Linked DNA regions of Homo sapiens: region 2 is linked to region 1. A link is a loop called in an ENCODE intact Hi-C map of the cell type or tissue named here. Cell type or tissue: PC-3. All regions are shown on one strand. Each heading gives the region's core, and the rest is flanking DNA. Links, peaks and the distances in the headings are about the cores only.

What was found. A loop is a pair of places that touch in the nucleus more often than their neighbours do. Peaks named below come from ENCODE experiments on the same cell type or tissue, not always from the same donor. Only the 100,000 strongest peaks of a DNase experiment are listed, where the experiment ranks them.
Region 2: a loop joins it to region 1, with 7 times the contacts of the local background. A loop is called at or near these places in 1 of 110 quality-filtered maps.

What each region holds. Positions count from the first base shown.
Region 1 is chr9:10,647,228-10,650,162 of GRCh38, forward strand. No RefSeq gene overlaps it. Among named protein-coding and RNA genes, the nearest start is that of PTPRD-DT, 35 kb to the left of the region's middle. In PC-3, for the core only: no CTCF peak of the experiment used is centred there; no DNase peak of the experiment used is centred there; H3K27ac peaks cover 839 bases.
Region 2 is chr9:10,831,819-10,834,753 of GRCh38, forward strand. No RefSeq gene overlaps it. Among named protein-coding and RNA genes, the nearest start is that of LINC03131, 130 kb to the right of the region's middle. In PC-3, for the core only: no CTCF peak of the experiment used is centred there; no DNase peak of the experiment used is centred there.

The sequences.
Region 1 (2,935 bases), core at 244-2,743:
AATATCTGAATCAATTAAAAAACCTGGCTAACTGCAGAGGCTTATGCTACTGTCTTGTTGGCTGGGCAGGTGAGACCTTATACCTCATGCTTTTAGATTTGCCTGCTCAGTTGAAAATGCCTATCTTCTTCTACAGAAAAAAAAAAAAAGATTTTTTAAAAAATCATAGTTATTTATATGCCGCAAGATGAGCCCAATTAAATTAGTCATATTCTGGTTTAAAATAGCATAATAAATTCAGGGGTCTCAACCTATGTTGCTAACATTTTATGTATTTCCAGCGAGAGAGCTGAGCTAGACAATGACACTAAGTACCTGTGTAATTTTAAATAAATCACTTAACTTTTCTGAACCTTGTTACTTCAGTATTACACAGGTTCCTCTCTACCCTCAATTTAAGATTATAAAGTAGATGAAAGATTATAGAATTTACTTTTTCATCTTTTAATAAAAAGCATAAAATTTTACCTATTAAAAAGTATTAAAGGCCAGGCACAGTAGCTTACGCCTGTAATCTCAGCACTTTGGGAGGCTGAGGCAGGAGGTTCATTTGAGGTCAGGAGCTCACAACCAGCCTGAGTAACATAAGTGAGATCCCATTTTGAAAAAATTAAAAAAATAAAACATTAGCCGGCCGGTGTGGTGCACACTTGTGGTCCCAGCTACTCGAGAGGCTGAGGTGGATCACTTGAGCCCAGAGATAGACGTTGCAGTATGCTGTGATCACACCACTGCACTTCAGTCTGGCAACAAAGCAAGACTCAATCTCAATTAAAATATTTCAATAACTTGTATTTCACCAATTCAACTGTAAGTTCTGATACTACTAAACCACTCCCCCTATAGCTGCATTATGAAATGTTTGATAGGTGCTTAGGAAGTGAGAATCCTAATGACAACATCTGCAATTGTTACTTACCAAAGGGTGAGCATTATGCTAATAGTTACAGTAAATTAAAGCCAAACATTGAAAAAAAAAGATTGACTATGTAATTCATCATCCAAATCTTGATGTTTTTGAGAATAAAAGGAGCTGCATTAATGATTATACTAGTAGAACAGGCTTAAACTGAGAATGTCTTGGGCATATATATATATATGCTTAAACTGAGAATGTCTTGGGTATATATATATATACCATAAATTCATGGTATATGAATTATGAATTCATATATGTATATAAAATAAATGTCTGCATGAGCAAGGAGAAAAATGTGTAATGATATGTACCAGGGAATAAAAATCACTTTCCAGTGTTGGATGGAATTGAAAGTAGTGGTGGAAATAAAATTATAAGCTTTTTGCTATGTTGTTTCATTGGTTATAAAACATGAATTAGCTGATTTTGAAATTTGAAGTAACATTAAAAATTAAAAATAAAAGTGATACCAAAAATATCTCCCAACAGTCGGAAGATGTTTCACTTAGATGATGGCATTCAATTGAAAATGCTGAAATAACTATTTCCCAAGGGCACACAGTGAGTAACATACAAACCTGGGACCAAACTTTGTGTACCACACTGCCTTCTCGTTATGTTTCCCATAAGATTTCTTGGTTGACCATTATGGGAATTCATACTTCTTCATTATAGATAAGGCTCTGTCAATAATTGCAATTATCAGCATTTTGCCCTCAGGGACTTGAGATATTAAATAAGAAGAGCATTTGTTACATCCATGACTAGAGCCATCCTTTGTGACATTCATTTCATAAATATCTAGCAACTATTGTTCTCAGTTGGAATAACCAACAATATCCAGTATATAAAAATGAATAATAGTTTACTAGCTTTAAATTCAAAGTTTACTGAAGTTCATGAAAATATGACATTAAAGTCTATTCAAATATGTATCAAATGAGAAAATTATGCAAACTGTAATCTATTCCTAAGCTATGATTCTTATCACCCTTATTGTCAAGAGATGATTGGGACTGTATACAAATGAGAATGTGTCATAAATTATGTGGTGAGTCAGTGAGTTGTCTCCTTCCTTTATTAAGTGTTTGGACAGTACATATAAATTTGGAGAAAAAATTTAAAACAGCATTTTTCACAATACCTTCTATTGAGTCATTCAGGTATTCATCAAATATTTGTTTAGTTCCCAACATGTGCTAGGCATTTTGCTAAGCACTACGCTGAAGTAGTGAATAGAATATATACTCACTTTTCTTATAGGGCTTACAAATTATTAAAACTTTAAATATTGAACAATTATCATGCCTTATGTAAAAATGTGCAATCTGCTAAAAGAGATGTGTAACCATGAGTTATGACTTAGTGTGAGGAGTAAGGAAAAGTGCTTAAGTCTTCAAAATTTCCTGGAAGTTAACCAGTTAGGATTGTGAGTGTACTAGAAGAATAAAGAAGAGTAAAATTAAAGAGTATGCAAATGATCTGAAGTGATAATAGGCCTTTCATAAGAACTGAATAATTGTCAATGTAGGTGGCACTATTTTTTCTAGGAATTTTTGTATTGTAAATGCTTGGAGATAACAATTTGGTGACATGTCTCTTACATCTATGGATGATTCTTCATACTTTATTTGCATAAGAAGCACATTATTTTTAACTATAGTGTATGCTTTGGGTATCACTGGAGGATAAAGTTCCCCCAAATCGCCTCTTTGCATTGTTGCTCTGAATTAGTAGAAAAATGAGAAGAGAGTAGTGAGCAAATTTTGTGAACAAAATTTTAAAAGCTTATGAGTTGATGTAACATCTTTGGAGGATAACTAGTTAGGCACTAAACTACTTTCTTTTAATGTTAATTATGTTTCTGCACTGTTACACAATTGTGCTGTTTTTACAGTTAGTTGTCGCAGGAAAGCATCTTTCTTATTAACAATATGAGTATGAAATTAGGACTCTGTAAAGAGGAGAAGCAACGTGAAGCAAAGAAAGACATGTGATGTCTGGCTGTCTCCCTGT
Region 2 (2,935 bases), core at 166-2,665, 180 kb after region 1:
TTCCACTTATCAATTGTAAGAGGTCACACGATTGTGTAACTTTTCTGAGCCTCAGCTTTCTCATGTGATCACGCACACATACAAAGATATTATTAGCTTCATTTCAAAGTTGTTGCAAGAGTAGAGGATGTGTCTATAAAGCAGCTAGTACAGTGACAGGAATCTATTAGATAATTATTAAGTGGATTCTTTTTTACAAGCTCCAGCCTCTGGAATATTAGTCTCCATTTCTACAAGGAAGATGATTTTTCCTTATAACATAATATATATTTTTTTCTCTTTCTTATAACAACTCACTCTTTCAGATGAATACAAGAATGGGGAGGTAGCTCTCCTGCTGAGAATGAACACATAGAGTTATGTGCTTAGAAAAGGAAACATGTCATTTCAAAATAGCTATTTCAAAGACATATCATACATTGATACATTGCATGCATTTTGCAGCTTAAACTAAAAATCCAGGCACAAATCATGATTCAGGAAACTCCAATTCTGCTATTTTGCCATACAATCACGAAGGCGAGGTGTCTGCTAAAGCCTTCCTTGTGAAGAATGGTTCCTAGCACCAAGCAAATCTAAATATATTTTTACAGGTGGATAGATTGTTAGTTTCCAAGTCAGCTTGTCATGGTGAGTGATATTTATGTGTGAAGATCAGCCAAAAAGTTGTTCACATTACCAGTTTCTCTTTCTTGGCTATAATTTTCATCAAAGTCAATGAACCAGATAAATAAAAATGTGGGTATGTTTGCATATGTGCACATTGTGTATGCTTTTCTCCTATATCCTGTCCTCCAGTTGGTTTATCTCCCCCAAATTCATGATGAATACCTCAAGGACAGAAAATGCTTCCTGGTAAACATTTTTTTGCTTGATTCCAAATTAGGCTTTGAAAGAGAGAAGAACATTTTCAAATGCTTTCAGAAAAGTAAGATCCTATGTTGCAGATTTAATATTTTTCAAAGTTATGCCTAAGGAAATGCTCAGAAAATTAGCAACTGGACAGACTGGTTGAAATTGTCTCCCTTGTGGAATACAGCATTAACTTCAGAGAAATTTGACTCTGTGATTGAATGGAAATTATGCAGTGTAGTGACTCGTAGTCATGGGTTAAAATAATTTGTAAGGCTTAATTAATTGCTACAACAACTGATAGCCCTGTCAAATTGGCAAGTAAGTTCATTGATCTTAAAATTCAGCTGAGCTCAAGAGAAAGACTGACAAAATAATTTGTAGACTGTAAAAGAGACAGCTAGAGATAATGCGTATGAAGGTGGAGTAGAGGATATACCACCAGGAGAGATAAAACAGGGATGGTATTTTCAAGGAAATATTATGCTTACATAGCTCCAGAGACAAGACCCCAGGAACCAAATTATCTATCCTTCTTGTGTATTGTACATAAGGGATTTCTTGTACTTTTAATGATCTACATTTCAGTTTACACTGAGCACATAATAAATGGATCAGATTGTGTGCGAAGTTCATTTCATCTCCAGTTTTGAAAGCAAAAATATCCTGACATTTGGTTATTAAAAGAAGAATAAGTGCCTTCTTTTATATGAACTTCCAACTCTCAGATTCCACGTAATCCTCCCAAGGATGAAATGAATCTGATGCATTCCTCTCTTTTATGTTAAGAACAAATTAGTATGCTTTGCCCTGTAGTTTAGAGATCTTTTATAAACTGAAGACTCCCTGTTACCCAAAGTAGCAGGATACCCCTCATCAATGTTCACTCACTGATGGAATGAATAAGAAATGAAAACAATGGACAATTTCTCCACTTTTCCCAAGATTTATAAATGAGAAAATCCAATCCCTGAACATAGTAACTGAATTGCAGTACAGAATTTCTTATCACTTAAGCTCTTCCTATAATCAGCAGCAATCTTGATGTCCATTGTATTGTGCACACAGAGGGCAAAATAATCATATTAGCCATGTCACAATGTAATCTTGCAAACAGTCATGGAGTATGTAAATAATAATGAAAACAATAATTAGAAAGAAGAGGCACAGTATTGACATTTAGTGCAGCAGTTCCAGAAACAAGAGTCTGGATAAAACTTAGATACTTGGTATCAGACACCTTTTATGTTGCACATCAGACCACCTCAGCCTCACTGGTCTCCTGTCTCTGGAACCTCTGGTAACTTTCTATATCCCAGCCCTTGGCTACTGTGATTAACTCTGTTTGAGTTCCTCCCTCAGCTCGAGTCTACCCTGATAAAAAGTCATGTCTATGGACTTTCAGAAGATAATTATGCAAAACTGAGCAAGCAGTCTCACTTAACTCTAGTAATTGATCCTTAAAGTGACTTTTCTCCTTCCCTGCCTCATTATTTTTTACCTTCTGCTCTCTGGAATTACCCTCCCTTGTAAACTGGTAGTCTATAAGGCTTTGCCTTTGTTAAATAAAATCTATGGGAGGCTTTTTTTCTGGACTGAGCTCCTGCACTAGACCCCAACATACCAAACCAAAGTGGAGTCACTAATGCGAAGGTTTCACATCACCAAACCTAAGCATAAGCTGTTGACTTGTAAGATCTGACCTTCCAAAAATCAGGACAGAGATTATAGCCAAGGCTATAATATATATAGCCAGATCAGTTTTCTGGAAAACAAACAAGCAAAGAAACAAATAACAACAACAACAACAAATACAGGAGATTCACAGCAACCAAACAAAAGGGGGCCAGTCAACCTGACTCAGTAAAATAAAGTCCCCTCCGCGTTAACCCATGCAAATAAAGTAACCTGAAGTAACCCGACGTTAACAAATCTGCTTTTTTCACTCTGTTATTTCCTTGATCCAACTCAAGCTACCTTAGAAAAAACTGTTTTGTCCCAATGGAATGCCTTTCTGTTTCATAAACAGAGTGCTGCCCTGTTCATAAATCCTTAATAAAAGCTAACCAGATCTTTAAAATTC